2 separate regions of the Homo sapiens genome follow, and region 2 is linked to region 1. Evidence: read pairs that join two places in POLR2A ChIA-PET (ENCODE). Cell type or tissue: Panc1. All regions are shown on one strand. Each heading gives the region's core, and the rest is flanking DNA. Links, peaks and the distances in the headings are about the cores only. Region 1 overlaps SPPL2A (signal peptide peptidase like 2A). Region 2 holds the start of LOC124903490 (a long non-coding RNA gene).

Region 1 (15,098 bases), core at 8,282-10,781:
GCGTAATACAAAAAGACACAGTTTATAGTGGAACTGATCACCATCTCTTAGCATGTCTGCTCTGACAGTGTAGTTTTGCCTTACTTTCCTCACTGCTCTGTCTGTAGAATAAACTTAATCCAAGCCCATTAATAATTTAGTTTAGAAGTAATTAATAATATTCCTCTATCAACTGAGTTTTTCCTTCTTCATTTTTCTTTTTTTTTTTTTGAGATGGAGTCTTGCTCTGTTGCCCAGGCTGGAGCGCAGTGGCATGACCTCAGCTCACTGCAACCTCCGCTTCCCAGGTTCACGCCATTCTCCTGCCTCAGCCTCCTGAGTAACTGGGACTACAGGCGCCTGCCACCGCACCTGGCTAATTTTTTTTGTATTTTTAGTAAAGACTGGGTTTCACCGTGTTAGCCAGGATGGTCTCGATCTCCTGACCTTGTGATCTGCCCGCTTCGGCCTCCCAAAGTGCTGGGATTACAGGCGTGAGCCACCGCGCCGGCTCCTTCTTCATTTTTCTTAGTCTTCCTATGTACTAACTGCCTGTGGTGGATGGGTGAGGAGTACTGGTGCTTCTGAAAAAGCCCTTCTATTTACATAGTAAAACCAGGTAGAGAGAGAAAAGCTAGCAGCGTTGCCTTGCAAGTTGACATGTTAGCTCAGTGAATCTTGATTCACATAATTGATAAAATAAGGAAAACATTCTATTGAGTAACCTTACACTTCTTTGAATATCATTAAACTTATGCCTGATTTTACCATTTCCACACCAAGGGCTATACAAGATCTTCTATATAGAACTTGGCATAGAACTGGTAAAAATAGCATATAAATACTACATTATTGAAGTAAATGTCAAAGGTCTAAAACAAAAATATTTCTCCAAAGAGCAGAGGTACTGACAATACATGACAAGCTGAGATTTCTTCTTTGGGAAGAAGAAAAGGTTCAACAAATTTCTTACAAGAAATAGATATTAAATGAGTTGTTTCTGCATAATTGCATATTCACAAATGAAAGCATGAGCCGAGCTTGGCGGCTCATGCCTGTAATCCCGGCCCTTTGGGAGACTGAGGCAGGTAGATCACTTGAGGACAGGAGTTCAAGACCAGCCTGGCCAACATGGTGAAACCCCATCTCTACTAAAAATACAAAAATTAGCTGTGTGTGTTAGCACACGCCCATAATCCCAGCTACTTGGGAGGCTGAGACAGGAGAATCACCTGAACCCAGGAGGCAGAGGTTGCAGTGAGCTGAGATCACACCACTGCACTCTGACCTGGGTGACAGTGAGACTCTGTCTCAAAAAAAAACAAAAAAAACCCAACTGAATAGTATTCCAGTCTGTGTATGTACCACATTTTTTTATTCATTCATCTGTTGATGGACACTTAGGTTGCTTCCATATCTTGGCTATTGCGAATAATGCTGCAGTGAATATGGGAATGCAAATATCTCTTTGACATACTGATTTCAGTTCCTTTGGATATATACCCAGTAGTGGGATTATTAGACCTAATGGTAGTTCTAATTTTAATTTTCTGAAGAACCACCATACTGGTTTCCATAATGGCTACACTAATTTACATTCCCATAAGCAATGTACAGGGTTCCCTTTTGGTACATCGTCTCTAAGGCTTACTTTTCATCTTTTTAATAACAGCCATTCTAACATATGTAAGGCGATATCTCATTGTGGTTTTAATTTGCATTTTTCTGATGATTAGTGATTTTGAGCAATTTTTTCATATACCTGTTGGCTATTTATGTGTCTTCTATTGAGAATTAGCTACTCAAATCCTTTGCCCATTTTCTAATTGGGTTGTTTACTTATTATTGAGTTGTTTGAGTTCCTTATATTAATATATTTTAGGTGTTAACCCCTTATCAGATACATAGTTTGCAAATATTTTCTCCCATTTCACAGGTGTTTTCTTCACTTTGTTGACTGTTTCCTTGGCTGTGCAGAAGCTTTTTAGTTTGATGTAAACCCATTTGTCTGTTCAATATATTTTTTAATGATAAATTTTAAAAGTTTTCTTCATGGCTGGGCTTGGTGGCTCATGCCTGTAATCCCAGGACTTTGGGAGGCCAAGACCAGTGGATCACGAGGTCAGGAGATCGAGACCACCCTGACCAACATGATGAAACCCCATCTCTACTAAAATACAAAAAATTAGCCAAGTGTGGTGGCACGCGCCTGTAGTCCCAGCTACTCAGGAGGCTGAGGCAGGGGAATTGTTTGAACCCGGGAGGCAGAGGTTGCAGTGAACCGAGATCGCGCCACTGCACTCCATCCTGGGCAACAGAGCGAGACTCCGTCTCAAAAAAAAAAAAGTTTTCTTCATGACATGGAATATTGAGCAGCTGATAAAAATGATAGTTAAAAACTATTTAATAGCTTGAGGAAATGTTTAAACTATGGTATTAAGTATTTTTAAAATCAGCATATAAAATTTTGTCAAGAATTTGAGGTACTTGAATGTTCTTATAATGCAACAATGAAGATTCAATATAACATATACTTACTATTGTTAACAATTGAATTTGCATTGCTGTTATTGTTTTAAGAAAATAATGTTTTGTTTTGTTTTTAAGGCCTGTTGATTGCATACTGTAGAAGATTTGATGTTCAGACTGGTTCTTCTTACATATACTATGTTTCGTCTACAGTTGGTAAATTTTTGTTTTTCTTTGTATTAAATGTTGAATTGTATTGTCTGGAGGAAAAGACAGAGGTCTAAAAATAAAGAAGGAGTACAGTTTGGGCATGGTGGTTCACCCCTGGAGTCCTAGCACTTTGGGGGCCAAGGCAGGCAGATTGCTTGAGCCCAGGAGTTCTAGATGAGCCTGGGCAACATAGTGAGACCCCATCTCTAAAAAAACAGTTTTAGGGCCAGGCACAGTGGCTCACACCTGTAAGCCCAGCACTTTGGGAGGCCGAGGCAGGCAGATCATAAGGGCAAGAGATTGAGACCATCCTGGCCAACATGATGAAACCCTGTCTCTACTAAAAATACAAAAAAAATTAGCTGGGCGTGGTGGCACGCACCTGTAGTCCCAGCTACTGGGGAGGCTGAGGCAGGAGAATCACTTGAACCTGGGAGGCAGAGGTTGCAGTGAGCCAAGATTGCCCCACTGCACTCCAGCCTGGTGACAGAGCAAGACTCTGCCTCAAAAAAAAAAAAAAAATTATTTTTGTATTAGCTGTGTGTGGTGGTCATGCCTATGGTCCCAGCTACTCAGGAGGCTGAGATGGGAGAAACGCTTAAGCCCAAGAGGTCAAGGCTGCAGTAAGTCATGATCGTACCACTTCACTATAGCCTGGGCGAAAGATTGAGTCCCTGTCTCAAAAAAAAAAAGAAAGGAAGAAAAAGAAAAGAAATAGCTAAGTGAGGGAGAAGATGAAGAAAAGAAAAAAAGTATAAAGAAATTCAAAAAGCAGTCTCAGCTGGGCACAGTGGCTGGCCAGACGTGGTGGCTCATGCCTGTAATCCCAGCACTTTGGGAGGCCAAGGCAAGTGGATCACTTGAGGTCAGGCGTTTGAGACCAGCCTGGCCAACATGGTGAAATCTCAACTCTACTAAAAATACAAAAAGTAGCTGGGCATGGTGGTGCACACCTGTATTCCCAGCTACTCGGGAGGCTGAGGCAAGAAAATTGCTTGAACCTGGGAAGTGGGTTCAAGAGACAAGATTGCACCACTGCACTCCAGCCTGGGCAACTGAGCGAGGCTCCATCTCAAAAAAAGCAGTTTGAGGCCACTAAGTATGGTACTCTCCAGGGCTTTAACATATTAGTATCCAAAGGCAGATTATAGGAGTGTTCATTAATTCTCCTGTGTACCTTTGGACAACTTAAACTCCCTGTTCCTCCATTGCCTCATCTTTAAAATTAGAAACTATACTAAATTGTTTATAAAGGGAATATTCTGAGATCCTATGTTCCTAGTAAAACCCTGAGTCATTAAGAAAAGTTCAGGCCGGGCGCGGTGCTCACACCTATAATCCCAGCACTTCGGGAGGCTGAAGCGGGTGGATCACCTGAGGTCGGGAGTTTGAGACCAGCCTGACCAACATGGAGAAACCCAGTCTCTGCTAAAAAATACAAAATTAGCCAGGCGTGGTGGCACATGCCTATAATCCCAGCTACTTGGGACGCTGAGGCAGGAGAATTGCTTGAACCCAGGAGGCAGAGGTTGCGGTGAGCTGAGATCGTGCCATTGCACTCCAGCCTGGGCAACAAGAACAAAACTCCATTTCGAAAAAAAAAAAAAAAAAAGAAAAGTTCAAAAGTATGTGCTTATTAACAAAGCTTAGGAAGTATGTAATCAGTGTTAGGAAGATTTTTTTTAAACAACTTATATTACCTATTGGTACAGATTTAGTTATCTAAAATATGAAACTATTTAACATCTTTAATAGCAACAGATAATTGAAGCTCTCATGAATTATTATCTCTTATCAATGATACATGGTTAGGTTAGTAATAATTGAAATGCTAACCAGTTTCCACATTTTTCAAAAGCTCCATAGAAGATGTCTCCTAATCCTATCTAGGAAAATGATGAAATTACAAGAAGTCATAGAGCAAAAATATCCTCAGAAATGTTTGAAAACCAGTACATAAATGACAGAGGAAAAAACCCACCTTTGGTAACATGTAGAAATGACTTATAGCTTGGTATTCTTCTTGCAGCCTATGCTATTGGCATGATACTTACATTTGTTGTTCTGGTGCTGATGAAAAAGGGGCAACCTGCTCTCCTCTATTTAGTACCTTGCACACTTATTACTGCCTCAGTTGTTGCCTGGAGACGTAAGGAAATGAAAAAGTTCTGGAAAGGTAACAGCTATCAGGTATGTGCTTATACTTTGGTTACCAAGTTATCTTATGGCTTAATTTACTGACTGATTTTGGGTGGGAACAGCCTATATGTAGCAAAGCTTTTATGTACCAAAAAGTACTGTAATACCCCCTTACTCACTGTCCACCTATTGAATCATCATTTGTGACCTCCCCTGCAATCTAATGCCAAAAGCCTGGTGATTCAAGACAAAACTACAAAAAAAAAAACAGCAGAGGACATCAGGGAAAACAAAATAGCATTTCAACATGTATTTTCAAAACCTACACAAAAGCAGACTTCATGAAAGATAAAATTCGTTGTTTAAAATAAGTACTTAATTTTGAGACTAAGCATTAGCTATTTGTAGTAAGAGTCCTAAGGTTTTGCAGATAAAAAGTGTACTCTGGCCAGGCACGGTGGCTCACGCCTGTAATCCCAGCACTTTGGGAGGCCGAGGCAGATGGATCACCTGAGGACAGGAGTTCGAGACCAGCCTGGCCAACATGGTGAAACCCGTCTCTACTAAAAATACAAAAAATTAGCCGGGTGTTGTGGCAGGCGCCTGTAATCCCAGCTACTTGGGAGGCTGAGGCAGGAGAATCACTTGAACCCAGGAGGCAGAGGTTGCAGTGAGCCAAGATTACGCCATTGCACTCCAGCCTGGGCAACAAGAGTGAAACTCCATCTCAAAAAAAAAGTGTCCTCTTCAGCATCTAAATGGGCCTAACCAAACTAGATAGGGCATTCATTTGAGATTTAAGTGAATCAAGGTTGAGCTTTCTTTAAAATTTCTAAACAAAGAAAATCTTGATACCAAGGTCTCTTTTGCTTGAGTGGTTTCTTCATTAAAGTTAAAGCCTTTTCTTTTTTTTCCCCCTAAATGTTCTTGGTATTCCAGTAAAGTCTGTTTGCATTGAAATTAAGAAGAGTTGGGAAACCCTAGCCTATTGAGGTCAGGGCCATGGCACTGACCCCTTCATGAAGGCACTTTGTGAGGCAGTTAGCTCTGCTTTCCCCTATTACAACTACCACTCTCCTCCATCCACCCTCATGCTTCTGTGTCAGTTGACACGTGAACAAAAAGAGAGACACTTTGGATGGGTGGCTGAAACTCTGATAGTAGATAAACAGTTCAAAGTCCATGTCCATCTTGTGCTTGGTCTTTCATGTCATTTATAGTGTTACTTAATGAGAGGTGGTTAACACATTAAGTTACAGACTACTATGATTTGAAAAAACACTGGTTTAGAATTCTTTTGAGGAAATCTTAACATTTCTTTGAGATTTGGTTAAGCTAATAATACCTGTCTTGCCTACATCACAAAGCTGTTGTCTCAACTTATACTGTTATACATAGAATTAGTTTATGATCCTAATGCCCTTGACTAAACTAGTAAGGTAACTTTTAACTTTTCTATTGAAGATGACACTCACATAGGTTTTTTATAGATTTTTAAAAATAAAGTGTATCCTATGATATACACTATGCTAATAACATCTAAAAATCACATCTCAAAAAGTACTCTACATCATTTTTTAATGGTTTTATATTTCTTCATTTAGCAAATGTTTATGAGTGATTCTATGAGAGGATACTATTTTTGGTATTGGTGATACAAGATGATCAAGTTGGAAAGAGGCCTATTCTCATGACCTCTTGAAAGTTACAGTCTAGCCGGTCGCGGTGGCTCATGCCTGTAATCCCAGCACTTTGGGAGGCTGAGGCGGGAGGATCACGAGGTCAGGAGATCGAGACCATCCTGGCTAACACGGTGAAACTCCATCTCCACTAAAAAATACAAAAAAAATATTAGCCGGGTGTGGTGGTGGGTGCCTTGTAGTCCCAGCTACTCGGGAGGCTGAGGCAGGAGAATGGCGTGAACCTGGGAGGCGGAGCTTGCAGTGAGCCGAGATCGTGCCACTGCACTCCAGCCTGGGGGACAGAGCAAGACTCCGTCTCAAAAAAAAAAAAAAAAAAAAACGAAAGTTACAGTCTAGTGAGGAATAGACATAAAGTCACTAACAATAAAGTGTGATAAACCTATTAGTTACGGCAGGTGCCATGAAAACTATAGATGGGATATCCAGTGCTTGTGGTTTCAGGAAAGAGTCCTAGGTGATTTGGGGAGGGCTTTCTAAAGAATATTAAATTTATGTCCAGACTTTAAGACTGAGCTGTGTGTTCCATGTTGAAGGAACCATGTCTTCCGAGGCTCAGAGGGAAGAGAACATGGCACATGCTAGAAACTCAGTGAAGGTTAGGATGGCTATAATGCTGAGTAGAGGGTTACGGGAGTTACAGGAAATGAAAGCTGGAGAAGGAAGCAAGAGTGAGAGCCTTGTATGTAGCATCTTATAAGCCACATTTAAGAGTTTGGACTCTATACTAAGCACTGGAGACCATTTAAGGTTTTAAGAAATCTAGAAAATTAAGGGAGCAAAACTGGGGACAATTATTGCAATAAGAAGTGATAGAAGGCCAGACATGGTTGTTTATCCTGATAATTGCAGCACTTTGGGAGGCTAAGCCAGGAGGATCACTTGACCCCAGGAGTTTGAGAGCAGCCTGGGCAACATGTGAGACCCTGTCTCTACAAAAAAGAAAAAATTTGCTGGGCGTGGTGGCACATGCCTTTGGTCCTAGCTGCTCGGGAGCCTGAGGTGGGAGGATTGCTTGAGTCCGGAAGATAGGGGCTTCAGTGGGCCATGATTGCACCACTGCACTCAGCCCGGGCAACAGAGCGAGTGAGACCCTGTCTCAAAACAAAAACACAAACAAAAAAGAAGTGATAGAAGCCTAAATTAGCAAAATAGTGAGATGGAAAGACGTGAACAAAGTTAAGAGAAATTTAGAGGCATAATAGGGCCTCATGATGGAGTCAGTATGGGTGGAGGAAAAGAAGTAGAGTTCAGGGCTTCTGGATTGGGAAACTGAGTGGGGGGATGGTGATGAAGGAAAGGCAACAGGGTTGAGGAAGATGATGATGAATTCAGTCTTGAACATTTCAGAAGTACCTATTGGATCACCACAAAGAGAGAAATAATAGGCAGTTGAATAAATAGGTCTGATGTGCAAGAGACAGACCTGGCTAGAGATAGATAATTGGGAGTACCATTAGCATACAGAATAAAGAGTTGAGAATGTAGAGGCAGAAGAAAAGACTCAGGACAGGCCTGTGAGCAAGAGATTTCTATTATTAGGGGTACTTATCTGATTAACTGTAAATCAGGACAAAGAAGACAAGCAACATCAGGAAATTTTATTGTGAGTTGACATTAAATCTTTGTTTAGTTTAGAATTGAAATTTAGGATTGTTAGTGAGAGCACATGTGCTGTCTTACAGAATTATGTTTCTTGTTATTTTCATTGTCAGAATTTATTTTTACTTATAAAAAATTCATTTCCCTTTCATACAGCTTTTAAAGTATTTTATTATTAAAAATATATGCTTATAGGCTAGGTGCAGTGGCTCACGCCTGTAATCCCAGCAGTTTGGGAGGCTGAGGCGGGCAGATCACCTGGGGTCAGGAGTTTGAGACCAGCCTGGCCAACATGACAAAACCTCATCTCTACTAAAAATGCAAAAATTAGCTGGGCATGGTGGCACATACTTGTAATCCCAGCTACTTGGGAGGCTGAGGCGGAAGAAGTGCTTGAACCTGGGAGGTGGAGGTTGTAGTGAGCTGAGATTGCGCCATTGCACTCCAGCCTGAGTGATAGAGCAAGACTCCGTCTCAAAAATAAATAAATAAAAATAAAAATATGTGATTATAGAAAATTTGGAAAATATTTTTTAAAAATACAAGAGGAAAATTAAGTCCGCCCATAATCCTACTACCTAGAGATAGTTAAGGTTTAAGTGAATTTCCTTCTGTGCCTTCTCTGGATAAATGGATAGACGAGTGAATGATACTATAAATAGTTCTCTTTCTTTTTCAGTGCATTTTATATTTTATTTTAAATTCCTTATAAAATTATTTTAATGGCTATATAATATTTCCTTATATGCATATATCATACTTTGTTATTTACTTTGACCCAGTAATTTCTCTTAAGGTATTTTCAGAAAATGATTAAAAATTTGGGCAAAAATGATGTGAAAAGATGTTCATTATAGTAATTCTAGTCTTCTTTGTTCTATTTTAATGTCTTGTAGGTTAATATTATTGGTAGTTAATTTACTAAAATTTTTACATAGACCTTTACTGATTGCATTTTAGTAATTTTTCTTTTTTGTATCTTAATTACAAATTAGTGCATATTTGTGTTTTTAAAATAAGCAATACAAAAGTGTCTAAAGTAAAAATGGGAGTCCTTTTTCTAACCATTCTTCCCCCACCCCCACCCTTAACGGGCAGCTACTGTAAACAGTTTCTTTCTTTGTAGCTTCCATATCTTTTTGTGCTAACTCATACTGGAAATAGTTGAATATTTAGAGTTGTTGTATACATAAAGTTATTAACATTGCATTTCTTTGGAAATATTCTACAGCACATTTTTTCCTCTGGTTGATTCTAGCACCTTTCCTCCTTCTTTTTCCATAATTGTTACTGACACAGGATTGTAGTTAAGGAAAGATTTCAACCAAGGGCTACATTTGTATTCCCAGTGAACAAATGCTTTGCCCTGGACCATCCAAGTTTCATTCTTAGGCCGGGAGCGGTGGCTCACACCTGTAATCCCAGCACATTGAGAGGCCAAGGCTAGTAGATCACTTGAGATCAGGAGTTCGAGACCAGCCTGGGCAACATGATGAAACCGCATCTCTACTAAAAATACAAGAAAAAAGTAGCCTGGCATGATGGCACACACTTGTAATCCCCAGCTACTCAGGAGGCTGAGGCAGGAGAATCTTTTGAACCTGGGAGGCAGAAATTGCAGTGAGCCAAGATTGTACCACTGCACTCCATCCTGGGCAACAGAGTGACACAGTCTAAACAAAAAAAAACACCAAAAAAAACTTCTTAAAAATCATGATCTTGAGAAAAATTTTTTGGGCGGGGAGGGGTGGCGGAATTTGCTCTATCACCCAGGCTGGAGTACAGTGGCACAATCTTGGCTTACTGCAACCTCCACCTCCTAGGTTTAAGCGATTCTCCTGCCTCAGCCTCTCAAGTAGCTGGGATTATAGGCATGCACCACCATCCCTGGATAATTTTTGTATTTTCACTAGAGACAGTATTTCGCCATGTTAGCCAGGCTGGTCCTGAACTTCTGACCTCAGGTGAACCCACCTGCCTTGGCCTCCCAAAGTGCTGGGATTACAGGCATGAGCCACCGTGCCCGGCCAAGAAAAAAAATTTTTTTTTTTTTTTTTGAGATGGAGTTTCACTCTTATTGCCCAGGCTGGAGTGCGATGATACTATCTTTGCTCATTGCAACCTCCACCTCCAGGGTTCAAGCGATTCTCCTGCCTCAGCCTCCCAAGTAGCTGGTATTAAAAGCATGCGCCACCATGCCCAGCTAATTTTGTATTTTTAGTAGAGATGGGGTTTCACTATGTTGGTCAGGCTAGTCTCAAACTCCTGACCCTCGATGATCCACCAACCTCGGCCTCCCAAAGTGCTGGGATTATAGGCGTGAGCCACCATTCCTGGCCTGAGAAAAAAATTTGCCTCTGCTTCACAGCAGCTACCTACAAAGGGAAAGAACACTGTTGCTAGTCACTAAGTAATAATAGCCCCAGGAGGGCAGACATCAGGAGCTTTACCATATAACATAGTAGCTAAGTAAGGCATTTGATTGTAGGAAAATCTGTTTAAAAGCGTATAAAAACATAGGCCAACTTTGTTAATAAAATTCTCACTTTCTAGTGTAGTATCGTAATTGTATTAGGTAAAGACATTCAGAATACAAAATAACCCATAGAAGTAAAGAGCATAGAGTCTAGTACCAGGCTGCCTAAATTTGAATTCTAATTTTGTTAATTATTAGCTGTGTAGCCTTGGGCAAGTTGCTTAGCTTCTTGGTGCCTCAGTTTTTCTACATAGTAAAATGGGATAACAACCTATTTCAGAGGGTTGCTGTAATAAATATGTTAATATCTACAGATTGCTTATAGGTGCTGTGAATTTATTTGCTATCATTATTTGTAGGAGTGAGGATTTTTTGTTTTGTTGTTTGTTGGTTTGGTTATTTCTCGACTCATTGACTAAATTTTCATTTTCCTGGTCTGGATATGAAAACTTTGGGTTTTTGTTAAATCTGCTTCCTTTAACTTACTCGTAAAAGAACAAATTCTGAGCTATCACAAGCTGCAGAGAAAAAATTATGTTTAGACTCAGTCATTTTTCTCATTATGCACAAAATGTTGAAATATGGGAAGGGACATTTGCTCAAATTTTAGGCAACTTGCAGGATGTTAAAAAAAAAATACTCAGGAAATGCTGGGCGCGGTGGCTCACTCCTGTAATCCCAGCACTTTGGGAGGCTGAGGTGGGTGGATCACCTGAGGTCAGGAGTTCGAGACTAGTCTGACCAATATGGTAAAACCCTGTCTCTACTAAAAATACAAAAATTAGCTGGGCATGGTGGCAGGCGCCTGTAGTCCCAGCTACTCGGAAGGCTGAGACAGGAGAATTGCTTGAACCTGGGAGGCGGAGCTTGCAGTGAGTCGAGATTGTGCCACTGCACTCTAGCCTGGGCGACAGCAAGACTCTATCTCAAAAAAAAAAAAAAAATACTCAGGAAAGAGTATTTTTTCAGAAAACTAGCATTTTTGAAAGTTATGTAATATAATGCCTTTACAAAATTATTTCCCTTTTAAAAAGAAAATCTCTCATTGTTTATGTCCAACATTTAAAATCAAAATTAGCTTACCTTGAATGTTGTCATTTGTGGGAGACAGTGTATTGTGGCCTTTGACATCAGTTCTGACGAATAACTTAATCTCTGAAGACTGTCTCCTCATCCATAAAATGAGATTGGATCTACAGGGAGGTAGGGGAATAAGAAATCCATAGTGGGGCCGGACATGATGGCTCATGCCTGTAATCCCAGCACTTTGGGAGGCCAAGGCGGGCAGATCACGAGGTCAGGAGTTTGAGACAGCCTGACCAACATGGTGAAACTTCTGTCTCTATTAAAAATACAAAAATTAGCCAGGTGTGGTGGCAGGCGCCTGTAATCCCAGCTGTTTGGGAGGCTGAGGCAGGAGAATTGCTTGAACCTGGGAGGCAGAGGTTGAAGTGAGCCGAGATCGAGATCGCATCACTGCACTCCAGCCTGGGTGACAGAGCAAGACTCCGCCTCGAGAAAAAAAAAAAAAAAGGGGGGGGGAGGGAGGGAGGAAGGGAGGAAAGGAAGGAAAGGAAGGAAGGAAATCCATAGTGGTGGGTTAGCTTAAGGCTTGGTGTGAGGCAGGTGGATGTTGAAATCTGTTAAGGCTAGGCAGAGACTTCTGAAATAGAATGGGGAGCTTTTACATGCCTGGTGAGACAGAGGGAGACTTGATATGGTTCCACTGTGAGATGGGCCTGAGGGTCAGCTCTGGCTCATCTCTTAGGCTAACAGTGTAATAATAATCATTTGCTTCTCTCTCCCAACCTCCATCATCTCCTAAGCTTTGTCAGTTTCTATTTCCAGAATATCCCTATTTAACTCCCAACTTAAATTCTGCCTTCTCCAAGCAGATCTCTAAGAAATTAGAAGGAAGTAGGCGCTCCAATTAAAATCACATTTACCTTTCACCGTAATTTTTTAGACTTTGTACTTTAAATACTTACTAACATCTGCCCTGCAGTGCAGGTATTTATATATGCCTCCCTCACTAAGTATTAGCTGTTACGTATTAGGAATCCACAATGCTTATGACAGTAGTCTTTATGCTGTAAATTCTCAGGTAATGTTATTGAAAGTCTTTATGCAGTGCACCTCTAATGCTCAATCCTTCATCCACTGGCCTTTAGTTACTTTTGCATGTGTGTATAAGCTTCCTGATTGTATTTCAGCAGCCCTTATAAAATGACTGTAATTGTCATATGCCACTGTAAAAGTGAGGCACTTTTAAAACATTAAACTAGACATGTATCTCTACAGTCTTTATGTGCAATCTTTTTTTGTAAATATTGCAAGTTTTTGCTGCTGTTTTGAAATAATCAAAGACAAAACAGGTAATATAAAGTTACAATCTAAGGCTAAGGCAAATTTGTTTATACTATTAGTCATTTGGTTCATTCGAATGCCTGATAATAGAGTTGAGTGCAAGATTATTGGTAGTAAAAAGCAGGACTTTTCACTGGAGACTCTTTAAATGTCCAGGTACCCCTGGCAGTCTTTCCATGCTGTTTTTAGGGGGCAACTTATACCTCACTTGTAACTTGGAGACCTTATTGAAATACTTCAGGATCTTACTTCGAGTCTTTCAGCCCTTACTGTGAGTTTCTCTCATCAAAAGAAGTAATGTTTCTATAGGGTTTCACTAAAATAATACTAATTTGGCCTGGGCGCGGTGGCTCACGCCTGTAATCCCAGCAGTTTGGGAGGCTGAGGCGGGTGGATTGCCTGAGGTCAGGAGTTCGAGACCAGCCTGGCCAACATAGTGAAATCCCATCTCTACTAAAAATACAAAAAATTATCCAGGCGTGGTGGCGTGTGCCTGTAATCCCAGCTACTAGGGAGGCTGAGGGGGGAGAATTGCTTGAACCCGGGAGGCGGAGGTTGCAGTGAGCCGAGATCGCGCCATTGCACTCCAGCCTGGGCAACAAAAGCAACACTCCATCTCACAAAAAAAAAAAAAAAAAAGGATACTAATTTGGAAATACTAATTGTAAATTATTTTCTACAGCCCAAAACTAGTTACACTGTATTTCCTATGAACATTTTTTGTGGAATGCTTCAAGAGCTACAGTACTCAGACCCACTTATTTGATTTTATGTGAAGTCTTAGTTCTAATTAGTATAAAGCAAATAAAGATACTTTTTTCTCAGAAGAGAAAAATCAAGCAGAGTCATAATTACTTTGGCATATAGCACAATGAAAAGGAGTCATCATTTTAGGGGATATTTTTTGCTTCTGTAATGAAATAAGTGGAGTTAAATTTGTGCAGCAATATCCAATGGGCTATTTTTCTCTGGGCAGGTAGTAAGTTTTCAGTTTGTGATACCCAGTAAACAGTGAGTTGTGTCTGTTAAATGTCACTAGTACTTCTCATTATTTTTAGAAGTCACAAGCTGTAACTGACAAGTCAGAATACAGAGATAAGTTAGAACAACTCTGCTTTAGTATCAGCAAGTCTCCAGTTACCCTGCATTAATGAGTGTTTTATTAGACTATTTCTGGAGATTGGTTCAATTATAAGCAAGCAGAGCTATCAGAAAATGCCAGGTTAGCTGATCTGATTTCAGAGCCCATCTTTCCAAATCAAGCTTTCCTGTTTCCAAATATGATGAAAATGTTTGGCAATTTTGTCAATTAATTGTATTATTTATGTTAATTTATTGTCATATTTTTTAAAACTTTGTTCTTTATGTTTCTGTATTGTTTTTATTGGAAAGTCAGTAAAGAAAAGTAAATAGGGAATAGAGATGCTTACTTCTCAATAAGTTGACTTTGAAAGTGGTTTTTTTAATTAATATATTTCTATGTTCAGGGATTAGATTATATAGTGCCAGTGAGGTACCTGGGGATTAGGAAAGAAGAGGCAAGTTAGATGGGACTGACTCACTACCTACTGTGCTAACGAGGCACCAGGGAAGCATGTTATAATTTAGGGTATGTGGGCTATCATTTCATTAGATTACAGTTGCCAGGGTAAGCAGATCGTGGGGAAGAAAGAGGGTTTCTCCACCATCCATTCTGCTGAGGCTGCTTCAATTTTCTCTCTACACAGCCCTAATCTCTTAGACCCAGAACTTTTAAATTCCTAGAAGAAGAGGGGCCTAAATATATCTTACATACTTTTCCTTTCCCCTCTTCATTTAAATTGACTAAAATTAAATGTTCAACATCTTCATCTTATGTTTCATGTAGTGAACTGCTTAATGTTATCTGTCTTGATTTGGCTTTTGTTTTTTTCCCCTTAGAATTGCTACAAACTAGTGACCTTAAATCTAGGGGATATCTTTGGCAATTAGAAGACCTCAAAATGGTTTTGGGTCTTGAAATGGCTTGTAGAGTATCAGCAGGTTTTTTATTTTTTTATTTTTTTTATTTTTTTGAGACAGGGTCTCTCTCTCTATTGCCCAGGCTGAAGTGCAGTGGCGCGATCTTGGGTCAGCAAAGCCTCTGCCTCTCAGGTTCAAGCAATTCTCCCACCTCA
Region 2 (15,098 bases), core at 6,261-8,760, 150 kb before region 1:
TTTAACCAACTCTTGCTCTGCACGTTAAAGAGAGTCGCTTCTTGGATTCACATTTTACACCTAAAATGAGCACCTGACCACATTCCTGACTGCCCCTGAACTTCCGCAGCAGTCTCTGACACCCACCTGCAAATCAAGAGAACACTGGAGGCTCAGCCAATCTCTAGGGCTACAACAAAGTCAACATACTTCCAGAGATGCTGGACCAGGCTAGTCCTCATGAACCCTAAAATAACCATCATTTTTACTTTCCTTGCTATAGAATATTGCTAAAACACAAATGTTTTAACTGAGACCCCCAAGAAGCTGTTTGGAATCTATGCAATCTTCTTTGGTATAACTTTCTAAATGGATGTGGCTACACATTCCCTTGCTAAAGCCAGGAAAATGTTTTACTTGTTCATTCTCATTCCCACAATCTCCTCTGTCTACCTACCCCACACTCCTCTTTCCAACCTGAAAATTTCTCCCAGTCCCCTGTAAACCTCAGCAGTCTTCCTGCAGGCAGAGCCCACATCATTTGGTATGATATAGACCAGGAGGAAATGAAGACTGTTATATGGAAGAGCACCATTCTAAACATTCCCCAAGGTCCCCACTTTTTAGGTACCCCTATTATAGGGCTGCAACCAAATATGACGCCCTGCAGGAATACTTTTTCTAACAATGCCTCAGGATGATCACTGAGGGGGTCTAACCAGGTAGAACGTTGCATAACAATAGATATTGGGGATGATCACTTGAGACAACTGCCTTGTTACAATGTCTCCTGTGTAAACTGCCATAGCATGGCCTGCCCAAATAACTACCAGCCCTGTGCTTGTGGCTGGATGCTCCTATCCAGTACCAACCACACTGACACTGCCCTTAAATAACTATTTATGGAAGTCAATTGGTGGACAGAAGTCCCTGACAGCACAAATTCCACCCTAAAACCAGGGCGCCACTGGGAAGCCTTATGGAATACCCAGACAAGAGCATACTTAGGTGTAACCTCCACTAACCTAACAATTGTTTGGGATACCCAGCAGTTCTGCATTGACTCCATTTATCCAAATTGTACAAATGGCATCAGTATACAATGGCAACAGCATTCTTGATGGATACACGAAAATTGGCCACCCAAAAAACTAAAGCATGACCTCACTGGAGGAGTCAGAGCTGGGCAAGGCATACTGGGGCAAGCTGAGTTCATGGCTAATGAAGAGAGACATTCTTTAGAAAAAAAAATCCCTATCAAAAATAGGCCACATAGAAGGAATGCTATTCCAGGAAGAGGGAAAAGGATGGGAAGCTGCTTTAAAAGATAATGCAGCACTCATCAAATGGATAGAAGAAACCAGACAAACCATGAAAACATACTCCCAAATCCAAAGATGGGAACAAGCATCTACTCTTACCTGTAGGGGCTCATGTCTATTTTATTACAAATGGAATCAGAGGTGGATATGAAGCATGGTCTACAGTCCTCAGTACTGAGGCACAATCCAAACACCTGTGGAAAATATGTGGTCCTCCAAACTTATGGAGATTTTTGGACGTTAAGTGTGATCTTAAACATTGTATTCTCAGAGAACAGGCACCGAAGTTAAATGAGGCTCAAAGGTACTACCCCTGGGAAATAGGTGGGCTATTTTAGCTGATAATAACACATGGTATTCCATCTCCCTTTCAGATTATGAAAAGAGAAAAGGAGAATGGCTATGGCCTCAAACCACTTGGAACCCTGATTTTCCTAAACTTGGCCTCTAATATCCACCCCCATGGAACATAGCATCTGGTATATAAGGAAGGGCCATTTCTGTTGGGAGGGACAACAAAATGACACTGTAGAATTACATGACTTCTCCTGTAACAAAACCTCCTTTCTCTCCCAAATACCAGTATATGGTGCAATACAAAGGTGGTGGGAAAAATAGATTTGTCCACTGTTAATAAGTCCTATAACAATTTAGACATTGAGGGCCAGGCATTCCTTGCATTTGATTTATACCCTCCTCAGGATGTTATACCCATGGAGATAAATTGGCCGGAAGAGAGACTAAATTTATTAGATTCTGATTTAGTGTCAGTCCTACAATCCTCAAATAAGATTTATCATAAGGTTCAAATGACCCTTGATAAGGAGGGTAAACACATTGTGAGTCTGATCAAAGAATATGATGATGCATGCAGTGGTTTTTTTTGCTGGTTAGGTTGTTTACTGCCCTCCGACTCTACCTGTAACCTTCTTGGATGCCTAATCTTTGCTATCTTGGGTATTTTGGTATTCGTCTCGGTATTTATCTTGGTATTTGTCACTGTATTAGCATTATATATCTCTTGTAAATGTTATGCCAGTTACAGCAAAATGAACAAGGCACAATTAAAGACCCAGATCATGATAGCTCACAAAATAGATATGATCTGGGATTTTTTTATACTAAACCCTAGGTCTGACTCCATCTCACCCCTTAAACTACTGGTTATTACACCAGGTCAGACCATTTCCTCCCGCCATGATCCAAATTGCAAATACTTAAAATTATTATCACCCAACCAGACTACTCTAGGAATGAGCGTTCCTAGCACTGTGGGACCTGTTGCTGTTTGTTGGCCTGCATATGCATTTTGTGGAATGCTTTTTGGCCAAGAAGGGGGATGGAGGACTAAGCTCTGTTTTTCATTTTGCCCAAATTCCTACCTAAGGGGTCCAGGGAGTCATGCCCTACAAACCATAAATTCTCATCAGATGGGTTTTATCTGACCCTGTATATCACGACTTACTTTTCAATCTGACTCTGGCATAATATTATGAGACAAGGAAAAAATACTTAATCCCAAAATATATTTCCTTGCCATACCTTGAAATTGCCCTGCAAAGTGTCTTGTGGAAAAAATCCACATTCTATAGAGAATCCCCTTTCCCTTTTGTTTTCCTTCCTTCCTTTGCAGATCCAGGAGATAATCAGCTAAGAGCCAGGCACCCTTTTAGGTCCAATAAGAAACATTTTACAACCTGCTTTCTCTCTGAACTCTGCTATCTGAGAGATTCCTCTGCATAATAAAACTTAGTCTCCACAATCCTTTATCTTAACCTGAACATTCCTTTCCACTGATCCTAGGTCTTCAGATAAACTCAATCGTCAACCAGAAAATGTTTAAATTTACCTATAGCCTGGAAACCCCCGCTTTGAGTTATCCCACCTTTCTGAACCAAACCAATGTATTTCTTAAATGTATCTGGGTTGTTTGTTTGTTTGTTTGTTTGAGATGAAGTCTCACACTGTCACCCAGGCTGGAGTGCAGTGGCACGATCTTGGCTCACTGCAACCTCCACCTCCTGGATTCAAGTGATTCTCCTTCCTCAGCCTCCCAAGTAGCTGGGATTTCAGGTGCGCACCACCATGCCCAGCTAATTTTTGTATTTTAGTAGAGATGGGGTTTTACCATGTTGGTCAGGCTGGTCTCAAACTCTTGACCTCAAGTGATCTGCCCACCTCAGCCTCCCAAAGTGCTGGGATTACAGGCGTGAACCACCGTGCCCAGCTTTTAAATGTATTTGATTGATGTCTCATGCCTCCCTAAAATATATAAAACCTAGCTGTACCCCAACCACCTTGGGCACATGTTCCCAGGACCTCCTGAGGGCTGCGTCACAGGCCATGGTCACTTATATTTGGCTCAGAATAAATTTCTTCAAGTATTTTACAGAGTTTAACTCTTTTCATCGACAAAACGTCAACAAATCTCACTCAGCATCTTCTTCTCTTACTATGAATATTCATGGCCTTTAGTAAAGTTGTGTTCAATTATTTCTTTTTATCTTTTAAAAATAATTAAATTTATTTAGACCTCCTTCTAAATCCTTAAGTGTTATTGGCATTTCTGCTACAAAGGTATTCTCACCAATTCCTACCAATTTTCTCTCATTCTTTGAAATTACACATTTGAAAATTGAACCTAGGTTATATTTTTTAGGTTGATTTATCACTTTTGAAACATGTTACTTTATTTTATTATCATTGCTTCTCTTGGTTTTGGGCCCTACTAACTTTAGGTGGGATTAGCACACTTTACTATTCATCCTTCTATTGTCTTCATGGAAGTTCTGTGACACTGCAGTTTTGTTCATTCTTTAGCATTTTAAATGCCTGGATGGGATAAAAACAGACAGAAAAGCAAAATGTAAATAAAGAAATAGCTATTTTGGCAACCGCAGAGAACAATTTCAACTACATGTTAGCATTGTATATAGATAAAATGAAATAATGAATGTGAAGGCACTTTGAAAGATACAAAAGTATGCCATGCAAATGTAAATGAACATAATATTTGGCTTGACTTCAAGTGGAAATCAAGAACTGCGAAAATAATGCCTTGTTATGATTTACCAAATGCCTGGGGTTAAATATCTGGGGCGAGAGCATGGAGACACATAACTAACATCATTTCTTAAACTACTTGAATACTCTTTACATTATTTACTTATTGGTGTTCTGGCTACTGTTGTGACTCTTAACACATCTTAGTAACTGAGCAATGGAAGAATGCATTTTTACAGTAACCCAGAGATTACAGTGAATATCAGGGACATAAATCAGCACAAAGTCTTAAAAGTGATTGGTTTGACAAGACGGAGCCAGTGTAATGTGGCTTTTCTATTAGCTTGGCTATAAAGTTGGCTATTAACTTAGCACTTAATTGGATCCTCCTGCAGGGAAACCATAAGAGCATTCAGTCCTGCAGGCTAAAAGAACATGGTGTACCTGTTGAATAGTGTTTAAGGTACTTTAAAAGTCTAGTTATAATTGAGTAACGACTAAACACAACTCTATTATATCAGACTTTTAGAGGTAGTAGGTATAGTGTCTACCTACACAAAATTGTGTCTGAACATCTGAGTCTGAATCCATTTACAAACTGTGTGCCTTTGATCATATATTTTAGCCTTTATGAGGCTGTTTCTTCATCTGTATACTAAAAGTATCTGTCCTTCTTACTTCCAAGAATTATAGGAATGAAGTCAGATCATACACAGGAAAGAGCTTTAGAGACATAAACACCACACAAACATTAATTATAATTACCAAATGTAACTATCATATTTTACAAATGAGGAAACCAAGGCCCAGAAAAGCTGAATGATTTGGTTAAGGAGCTATTGTGGCTGAGTTAGATCTAGAATACAAATTTTCAAGGCCTCTTTTCTTTTCAGTATATCAATCAGTACTGGTTTTTGACATTTTATATATACTAAGGTCTCCATCCATGACTCATTTACATACAATTTATTACCCAGCCATAAAAAGTAATTAAAATTTAACTTTAAGTTTGTTGGAAGCTAGATTTAATTACTATGTATGTTTAGACGCATTACTGAACTTCCAATTGTAGCTGGGCTAGTCCCTGAAGGAAAAAGGTTTTTGTTTTTATTTTGCATGTCAGTGCTTGGTTAAAATGTCTGTTTTTATAAGAGAGTCACATGAGATACTCTAAACCCTAAATCTAATTACTGGGAAGAATCTAAAAAACAAATCCAAACCTTGTATGAAAGCCAAACCTTCATTGTACTTTCCAGTCTTCCGAAAATCACATTTTTCGTCTTCATCCTAGCATATATTTTAAGCCTTTAATTTTGCTATTCACATAAAAAGGACGAGTTGTAGCCTCAAAGATATTTTATTCTAATATGATTTTCATCCTAATAAATTTATCAATCATGTGTGAAAATAGCATTATACCTAAAGATACTTTTGTTTTAAATAAAGCTATTTTGAGTTTTTTCTTACAATTTGTGATGGATTAGGACTAAATAATGTCCAAAGTTTGCCTCTAACTCTAAGCTCCTATGAACTAAAATTCAGAATTATAGGAGGAAACTAGATCAATATTTATTTTTCCAGCTACAGTTGCATGGAGATTTGAGACTAGTTTCATTTTCACGGAAAAAAAATACACAAGGACATGTTCATCCTTGAGGCCTTATTAAGGAATGTTTTTCGAAGCTTTGTGAGGCAAGGCGCAGTGGCTCACGCCTGTAATCCCAGCACTTTGGGAGGCCGAGGCGGGTGGATCACCTGAGGTCAGGAGTTCAAGACCAGCCTGGGCAACATGGAGAAACCCTGTCTCTACTAAAAATACAAAAATTAGCTGGGAGTGGTGGCGTGCGCCTGTAATCCCAGCTACTTGGGAAGCTGAGGCAGGAAAATCGCTTGAACTCAGGAGGCAGAGGTTGCAGTGAGCCAAGATCGTGCCACTATCTAGCCTGGGTAAAAGAGCAGGACTCTGCTCAAAAAAAAAACAAAAAACAAAACAAAAAAAAAAAAAACAAAGCTTTGTGAGTGTGTGGTAGTTTAATTTTACAGTGTTCCACTATGGAGAACACATGGATTTTGTATCTGAAGATTTGGCTCATGTACTAGCTGATCTTAAGTCTCTCTAACTCTCAATTTTCTAATGTTTTAAATGGGGTTTTTTCAACCAGATGCCCAAACTTAATCTATAAGATTTATTTTTTAAAGGAAGGGGGAGGGCAGGGTATTGAAATAATCTAGAAAAGCTATTATTTTAAAGCTAGAATTTTTCAGTCTAGAGAAAGGTAAAAACTTGACTATTCATTGCATTCACCCTTTGTTCTGGAAAAAATACCCAACTGGGCCCTTTACAAAAAGTAAAACTTGTAGCTAATCTGGATCATGAAGAGCACTTTGAGAAAACATAACTGCAGATATTTCCAGCAGAGAAGCTAACTAGATATTCTGGTTAGTAAAGCAATTATTGTGAGTTTCTGAGCTTGTACTTCATCTCCGCCTGCTTTGTTGCTTTTGAATTTGAGGCAGTGTCTCTTTTCTTTCCATATGAATCTAAATGGATTGGGCAGCCTTCTTGCTTGTGCATGGGAAAATATGTATTCTTGCCTGAGAAGGTACTGTCCAGAAATCTGAAGCTGAGGCCCAGGAGATGGCAGGGTGTTCCTTACTTGACACAGAATGCCACATCACCAGCCCATACCTGAGCTGTGCTGTTTGCCTTATTTCTCCAAGAATATATGAGCTTCAGCCCCTTCCTCCATTTTCCAGAAGTGCCAAAACAAAAAGGTCAACAAAGCTAACAGCTGAAGCATCTCTATGCTAGCAATTTTCCCACGAAGTGGTTGAGATGAGATCTTGAACTATTTTAACGCAAACAAAATTCTTGTGTCCAAACTTCTAAATCACTTTAAACATTCTATTCAAAGTTTTTCAACCCAATGGTTTTTCTTTATTCTGACTAATTTTGTGAAAGGAGGGAATGGATATTTTATCATAAGAGAGTGACTAGGCATTCAAGAAGTGCTTGTGGAATGAGGAGGAATTATTGAGTCCTTCCAGAAGTGAGCGAAGGGAGAGGTGACACTGTGTAGCACAGATCTACTGACAAGAGCTCCTCAACAGGGTTTGATGATTCTGATAGTCATCTCCATTTGGGTTATGTTTAAGGGATGTTCTCCTGGAATCTGCCTGACACCTGTTTTTTTTTTCTTGTCTTAGTTCAGGCTACTATACCAGAATATCATAGACTGGATGGCTTAAACAGCAAACATTTATTTCTTGCAGTTCTGGAGGCTAGGAAGTCTAAGATCAAAGTGCTGGAAGATATGATGTCTGGTGAGGGCCTGCTTCCTGGTTCATAGATGGTCATCTTCTCACTGTGTCCTTACTTGGCATAAAGAGGGCTAGAGAATTCTCTGAAGTCTCTTTTATAAGGGCACTAATCCCATTCCTGAAGGCTTCACCCTCATGACCTAATCACCTCCAAAGGTCTCACTTCTTAATACCATCATATTGGGGTTTAGGATTTCACCATATGAATTTGCAAGGCACACAGACATTCAGTCCATACATTTCTAGTCCCTTTCTCCTGAGGTCAGTATGTATTAAAGGAGCAGAATCTTACTCCTTTCCCCTTGGAAGGTATGCTTCAGTGGAAAGGCGAAGATCGCAGTATTTTAGACATCTCCAGATATTGTGTCCATAAGAGGGAAGGCTGTCGGCATGGGCAATTTAAATTAATTTGTCTTTTCTTTTTATGGACTTGCTATGTCTACAAAAAGCAAACTTATCAAGTTAAATTAAATATATGCCTTCATTTAACAAATATGTATTGAGGGCCTATCTTAGACACTATTCCAGGCGCTCAGATACAGTAATGAATAAGACAAAGTCTCTGCCTTCCCAGAGTTTGTGTTCCAGCGGGGATAGGGAGACAATAACAAATAGGTAGATACACAGTAAGCCAGGTGGTAAATGCAACAAGAGAAAAATACAGCAAGTTAAGGAGGATACGGAGTGTCATTATATTTGTGGGAAGGGGTGTAACATATTGATTTCTGTTTCAGATATCCATTGCCACACAACAAAACACCCTAAATCCTATTGGTTAAAAAATATTAGCTTGGTGTGGTGGCATGCACCTATAGTCTCAGCTAGTCAGAAGGCTGAGGCAGGAAGATTGCTTGAGCCCAGGACTTTGAGTTTACAGTGAGCTATGACTGTGCCACTGCACTCCAGCCTGCGTGACAGAGTGAGACCCTGTCTCTAAAATTAAAAAAAAAAAAAAAAAAACTTTAAGAAAAAAATGTATGATCTTGTAGGTTCCCTGGGGTCTTTAAACAGTTGCGGTCATATGGCAAATCGGGCCAGGGTTATCTGAATAATTGAATGGGCCGGACATTCCAAACGGCTTTTTCATTCACATGGCTGGCCCCTCAGCTGGGAAGGCTGGAACAACTGGGGTCTGGCCAGGCATCACTCTGTCTGCACATGACCTTTCTATGTGGCTATCTTGGGCTTTCTCACAACATGGTGGGATTGAGTAGTCAGGCTTCTCCCATGCCGGTGGCTTCTCCTGAAGCAAATATTCCAAAAACTCCAGGTGAAAACTGCAAGGCTTCTTATGATGTAGCCTTGGAAGTCAGGCAAGCATCACCTCCACTACATTCTATTGGTCAAAACAAGTCACAGGGCTCACTAGATTCAAGGAGAGAGGACTCTATGAGGCTGAGAATATTGGAAGATGTGGCTCATTAAGGGGCCATTTTTGGACACTAGCTACCACAGTTATTAAAGGGATGGCCTCACTGATAAAGTGACATTTGAGCGGAGATAGAAGGGAAGCCAGGGAGAAGCCATGTGGGTATCTAGAAGAGATCTCCTAGCAGGGTGAACAGCAAACACAATGTCCTGAGGCAGAAGTAGTCGTAATATGTTTCTGAAAACAAGGAGACCAGTGTGGACAGAGTGAGATTAGTGGAGAGAAGGAGAAGTCATTCAGATAGGGAAGGAGGGGTTAGATGATATATAGCCTTATAAGCTTTTTAAGGACTTGAAATTTTATTTGGAGTGATACGAGAAGCCAATCCGTGATATTGAGCAGAAGGATGATACGACCTGACTTCTATCTTTGTTTTTTAGGCTAGTCATGTGAAGCCGTGGGAGTGGGGAAGGCTGACTTCTGTCTTAAAGGCTTACTCTGGATCATAATGTTGAGTGAAGGCTGTCAGGAGACAAAGAGGTAGGAAACAAGTTATTGCCATCATCCAGGCCAACAGACAATGAAGCTTGGAGCAGGGTAGTAACAGCAATAGAAAATATATTCTAATATATTTTAAAGTTAGAGTCCTCAAGATTTTCTGATGTTCTATGACAGAAAGAGAATTAAAGATGGCACCAAGGTTTTTTTGCCAGGGCAATTAGAATAATGGAGTTGCCATTTATTAAGCTGGGGAAGACCACATGAGCTACATTTAGCGGGGAGTTGGTCTTCAGGAATTTGGTTTTGTATGTGTTAAGTTTCAGATGCCTATTAGATGTCCAAGTCGAAATGAAAATAAATACAAAGTTTATCAGGTCATGTTCATGCTCTGATTTTATATAATTGCATGTATTAATAAAAATTGTTGCACTTAACATAAGAAAATAAAATATTTGGGTAGCACACAGCATTCTAAGAAACCTGGAAACCCATACTGATGGTCTCCAGTGAACTCTAAGCTCTCATTTTGACATAAATGAATAGGCAGTAGTGTCGTGAAAAGAACATAGGCTTTGAACTCAGGCAGACTTGGGTCCGGATGCAGACTCTACCCTTTATTAGCAGTGAGGCTTCTGCATATTACATAATCTAAGCCTCAGTTTTCTCATTTATAAAATGAGAATAATGACACCTTGGAATACAGTTGTTAGAATTAGGTGAGTGAATGCATGTAAGGCACCTGGCACACAACAGATACTTGGTAAATGGTAGCCATTATGAATGTGCCCACTGTTTTTTTTCCTAAGTTCTTGCATGGCCTCTTCTTCTGGCAGACATCAGGGGAGGTGGCAGAAAGCAGGGCAAGACTCAGTGGGGGACAGTCCTACTGAGGTGCTGAACTGTGTGGTCCCACCTTACCCCTGGACATGCACCTGCAAACTTTGGGCAGGTCTCTGGGTGACGGCTCGATAGAATAACAGCAGTGATAAGCAACAGCAGTCTGTACAGCTAGCATCCTCCCAGACTGTCCCAGTGAGACATGTGAACTGTAGTTCAGCAGAAGTGTGGGCAGGGGACACATGCTCAGGACCCTGGGTTAAACAGGATTGCATTTACTTACTGACGTTTCAAGCAATAGAGGCACAGCAACACGAGGTAGAGGGACACTGCTGCCAGGGAACATGCCTAGGACAGTGCTATCTTATTGTTTTAACCTTCAATAAATATGCTGCCCTTGAGGTAAATGACAACTAGAGTAGGAGCATGTAGCCAATGCTGGGTGCCATCTTCCAAGGTCTAAACTGATGTAAGTCCTGTGGGAATTGGGGTAATAGGAGTACATAGAAATTTTTAAGAAAACAGTTAAGTAAGGTGACCCACTGAGAGTAAAAGGGGGAAACAGGTATGATGAGCCATCTAGGGGCGTGTGCAATGTGATAGAACAGCCAAGCAGTGTGGCCGGGCGTAGTGGCTCACGCCTGTAATCCCAGCACTTTGGGAGGCCGAGGCAGGTGGATCACCTGAGGTCAGAAGTTGGAGACCAGCCTGACCAACATGGCAAAACCCCATCTTTACTAAAAATAGAAATATTAGCCAGGCATGGTGGCGAGTGCCTGTAAAGTCCCAGCTACTTGGGAGGCTGAGACAGGAGAATTACTTGAACCCGGGAGGAGGAGGTAGCAGTGAGCCAAGAGAGATCATGCCAGGGCACTCCAGCCTGGGCAACAGAGCGAGACTCTGCCTCAAAAAAAAAAAAAAAAAAGAACAGCCAGGCAGCATGGAGGGCCACAAGATGCCCATAATCATGAATGATCGTGAATTTAAAGTGTGTCTGCTCAGCATGGTTGCATGTTTTCCCCCAACACTTTTAAGCACAAACTAGGCAGAGAGTTGGTTTTAACCATACCTAGGATATTGCCAGGCACATACTGTACTCTGAAAGGAGAGAGAGGCAAATAAGTTGGTGTATGCAAGGACTGCAAATGGAAGCTGGCTAAGGAGGGGCATTCAGGACACAATGGCCATGAGGGGTAGTGGAAGGTGTCAGGGTCAATGGACTCTAGGTCCCCATGGAATTCAGGAATGCTTTGAGCAAATCTTGGCATTACACTTCTTTTTTTTTTTTTTTTTCTTTTTTTGATAGAGTCTCACTCTGTTGCCAAGCTGGAGTGCAGTGATGTGATCTCGGCTCACTGCAACCTCTGCCTCCCGGGTTCAAGTGATTCTCCTGCCTCAGCCTCCCAAGTAGCTGGGACTACAGATGCATACCACCATGCCCAGCTAATTTTTGTATTTTTAGTAGAGACAGAGTTTCACCATGTTGACCAGGATGGTCTTATCTCTTGAACTCGTGGTCCGCCTGCCTTGGCCTCCCAAAGTGCTGGGATTACAATTCTTTTTTTAAAAGGTGCTTAAGAATGGGACATTTCCTTGCCATCTTCCCACATCACCTTCTTTATTCTCACTTTTTTTATTCACCTTTGCACAGTTTAAATAGTAAGCTTATGAGGTAGAGTGTTGCTAGCTTCTTTGCTTCTATTGAGGTTTGGGGGGCAGGGGACAGGACATCGCTCAGAGTGCAAACTCATAATTCTCGCAAATAGTTAAATGGTGTTATTTGGAAGTCCTTTAGTATTATCCAGATTTGGCTTAGAAATAGGATTATGCTGCTGAACTTTATTTTTCTTCTTAATGTACAAAGAGCTCTCTTAACTCAGACATTCCGGTGCTTTGTTGGAATTTTCTATGTAATGCAGCCTATTACAGAGTAATTTTGAGGGGAGTTGTAACTTGACCTCTAACTTGGGGCAGGATCCTAATAAAATAGAAGTCTCCTGACCAGAGCTTCTTGCTCAGGTTCCTAACAGGAATGTCTTCTCTCCAGAATGGCTGCAGGAGATCAAATGACAGAGGCAGTTTTATCAGTTTGTTGTGCTGGTCTTTCACCTGCCTGAAAACTATCTTTAAATGATTGCTTTCCAAGTGCAATGACACAGCAGTCTGTTTTCTAGAGACCTGAAGTTCAAATAAGCTTCTTGTTTGCCCTGGTGATTCTGGAGGTGATTTAAGGTAGAAAGAGCAGTTCTCAAAGACACAGAAAGAGCCAAAAATAATATAATTTGTAAGATTTTGAAACTCAAAAAAGTGAAAATGACCCACTAAGTCCACCATCCCTGCCTTGAATAGTCTCCATGTTCATCTTCCCACTTCTACACAGGATTGCAGAGAAGCTGTTCTAAAAGAGAGCTTTCTGCCCATTTAGAAATTAGGTCCAAAACTCTGTCAATGTCTCAAGAATTTTCTAAAGTTATATTTATCTTTATGCAGATTTACTCCTCCACACTTGTACTCATTCTTTCATTGGCTACAGAGGGATATTCCCAGTTTGGAAAGTAATTCATTTCTTGTTGCTACGACAAACAAACCTAATGGTTAAATTATTTTCTTACCACAAGAAAAATTAATCATGATAAACTAGAGCATAAGTCTGGATTTTTTGGTTTTTTGAACCTATGGAAAACATAGCCTTGTGAAAGGTGACTTGAATTCTCCCGGAGTTCAACTCCTTCATCTTCCTGGCATTGTGGAATAGTGGAAAGAGAAAGAGAGCTGAAGTCAGAAGCCTCAAATCCCAACTCTGCTTTTATAAGCTGCATCATCACAGTTTATATTATTCTTAATTTATAGCTCCAGTCTCTTCATCTGCAAAATGTTAAGAAGCATGCCTATATTTGTTACCAGATAATCAGGTAACATATGAAAACTACTTTGTAAACAGTAAAACATTGTAAAAAGTGTCTTTATTTGTAGAGTTCACTCCAAGATGCCTCATGTTAACTTGTTTGGGGTCCTCCCTGAGCCCCTCTCCATCTTCCCTCTGCTCTTTCTTTCCCCAGCTTCCTCTCTCATTTCCCTAGTGTTCAGCTTTCCTTCATGGAATGTTATTGTAGCAGAGTTCCCAGAAATGACACAAAAACTAAAAACACAGTCAAAGAAGAAAGTAATAACAGTGTACAGAGACCTTCCTTCGGCAAAACACATTTCTTAGAGGGTGCTATAAGACTGGGCAAAGGGGGAGCAAGAGGAAAAAGCAGATTGGAGAAGCCAGTGACAGGAAAGCAGGAGATGGGGAGAAGGAAGAGTAAAGGAGCCAGGAAAGAGTCAACTAGAAAGGGAGAGAACGCACATCACTCCCAAGTTTCTGAGCCCGGTCGGGAAAGGAGGATAGAGGGCTGCATAATGCCAATAAATCATAAAAGTACATAAAAGGGAGTTTGTACAGAAAAGAGCAAAGTAAGCACAACAGAACAAAATTCTTTTCCAGGAGCGGGTATCAGGTAGCATTGCATGTAGGCACTGTGATAAACTAAAGTTATTGTGCAGTATAAACTGACAGGAAGAGTTTAATAAGAGTATGTGATTCCTACAGCCAATTACTAGAAAGAAAATGTAATCACTGTTATATTTGTATTGCAGGTAAAATTATACTATGACCAATAAAATAGAGAAAAGATAGGCCGGGCACGGTGGCTCACGCCTGTAATCCCAGCACTTTGGGAGGCTGAGGCGGGTGGATCACAAGGTCAGGAGATCAAGACCATCCTGGCTAACACAGTGAAACCCTGTCTCTACTAAAAATACAAAACATTAGCCAAGCGTGGTGGTGGGTGCCTGTAGTCCCAGCTACTCGGGAGGCTGAGGCAGGAGAATGGTGTGAACCCAGGAGGCGGAGCTTGCAGTGAGCTGAGATTGTGCCACTGCACTCTAGCCTGGGTGGCAGAGCAAGACTCTGTCTCAAAAAAAAAAAAAAAAAAAAAAAAAATATATATATATATATATATGTATATATGTGTATATATATATATATGTATATATATATATGTATATATATATGTATATATATATATGTATATATATATATATATAGAGAGAGAGAGAGAGAGAGAGAGAAAAGATTTGCTTAAAATGCAAATGCTCTGTGCACATGAGGGAACATGTGTAGGAAATTAATTTAGAGCAACACACATTCCCATCTACAAGCTTCCCGCCTCCGTGAAATAAAGGGGCACTCTGCAAAAGCTCAGAAGTGTGTTTTTGGTAGATACCAGGTGTGGAAATTGAAAGGATGAAGGGGCTGGAGGAGGAATCACCACCAAGACTTGGGCTGGGATTCACAGAAGGAAGAGTGGCCTACACGGAACAGCAATCCTGTTAAGGACGAGACTCTTTAGTGGAATTTCTTGAGTAGGGTAATTGCTAATACCTAGTCTACTTTGTAATTAAAGAGAGCCACATAAGCCCACTTGCAGACCTAGGCTCCTGTGTAAAGATTACCAACCAATCCTCAATCTTCTGACACACACATATAAGATGTCTTTCTTTGAGCCTGGATAAGGGCAGAGCAGACCATATTACATCCTGGACTTTTACTCTCACAAGACTGTTTCAGAATCTAGCATTGGGGTAGAAACCAGGATAGTGAGCTAAAGTTGGGAGCTAAATATTCTACATCTTCAAGCTCCTCAGATAAAACCATAGAGGAGGTAAACTATTTCTGTTTTCATATTCCAAAAGTATTCCATGACTCATCCCTTTCTTTTTTC

The links. Peaks named below come from ENCODE experiments on the same cell type or tissue, not always from the same donor. Only the 100,000 strongest peaks of a DNase experiment are listed, where the experiment ranks them.
Region 2: POLR2A ChIA-PET joins it to region 1 with 21 read pairs; 5 of 35 experiments call an interaction of 5 or more read pairs at or near these places.

Annotation. Positions count from the first base shown.
Region 1 is chr15:50,709,690-50,724,787 of GRCh38, reverse strand. SPPL2A (signal peptide peptidase like 2A) reads left to right here. Exons shown (of 15, transcript NM_032802.4): 13 at 2,587-2,664; 14 at 4,688-4,848. Among named protein-coding and RNA genes, the nearest start is that of TRPM7, 30 kb to the right of the region's middle. RefSeq lists a cis regulatory region at 5,967-5,980, an enhancer at 5,901-6,045 and a silencer at 13,909-14,109. In Panc1, for the core only: no CTCF peak of the experiment used is centred there; no DNase peak of the experiment used is centred there.
Region 2 is chr15:50,855,291-50,870,388 of GRCh38, reverse strand. It overlaps LOC124903490 (a long non-coding RNA gene), which reads left to right and starts at 6,267. Exons shown (of 2, transcript XR_007064630.1): 1 at 6,267-9,534. In Panc1, for the core only: no CTCF peak of the experiment used is centred there; no DNase peak of the experiment used is centred there.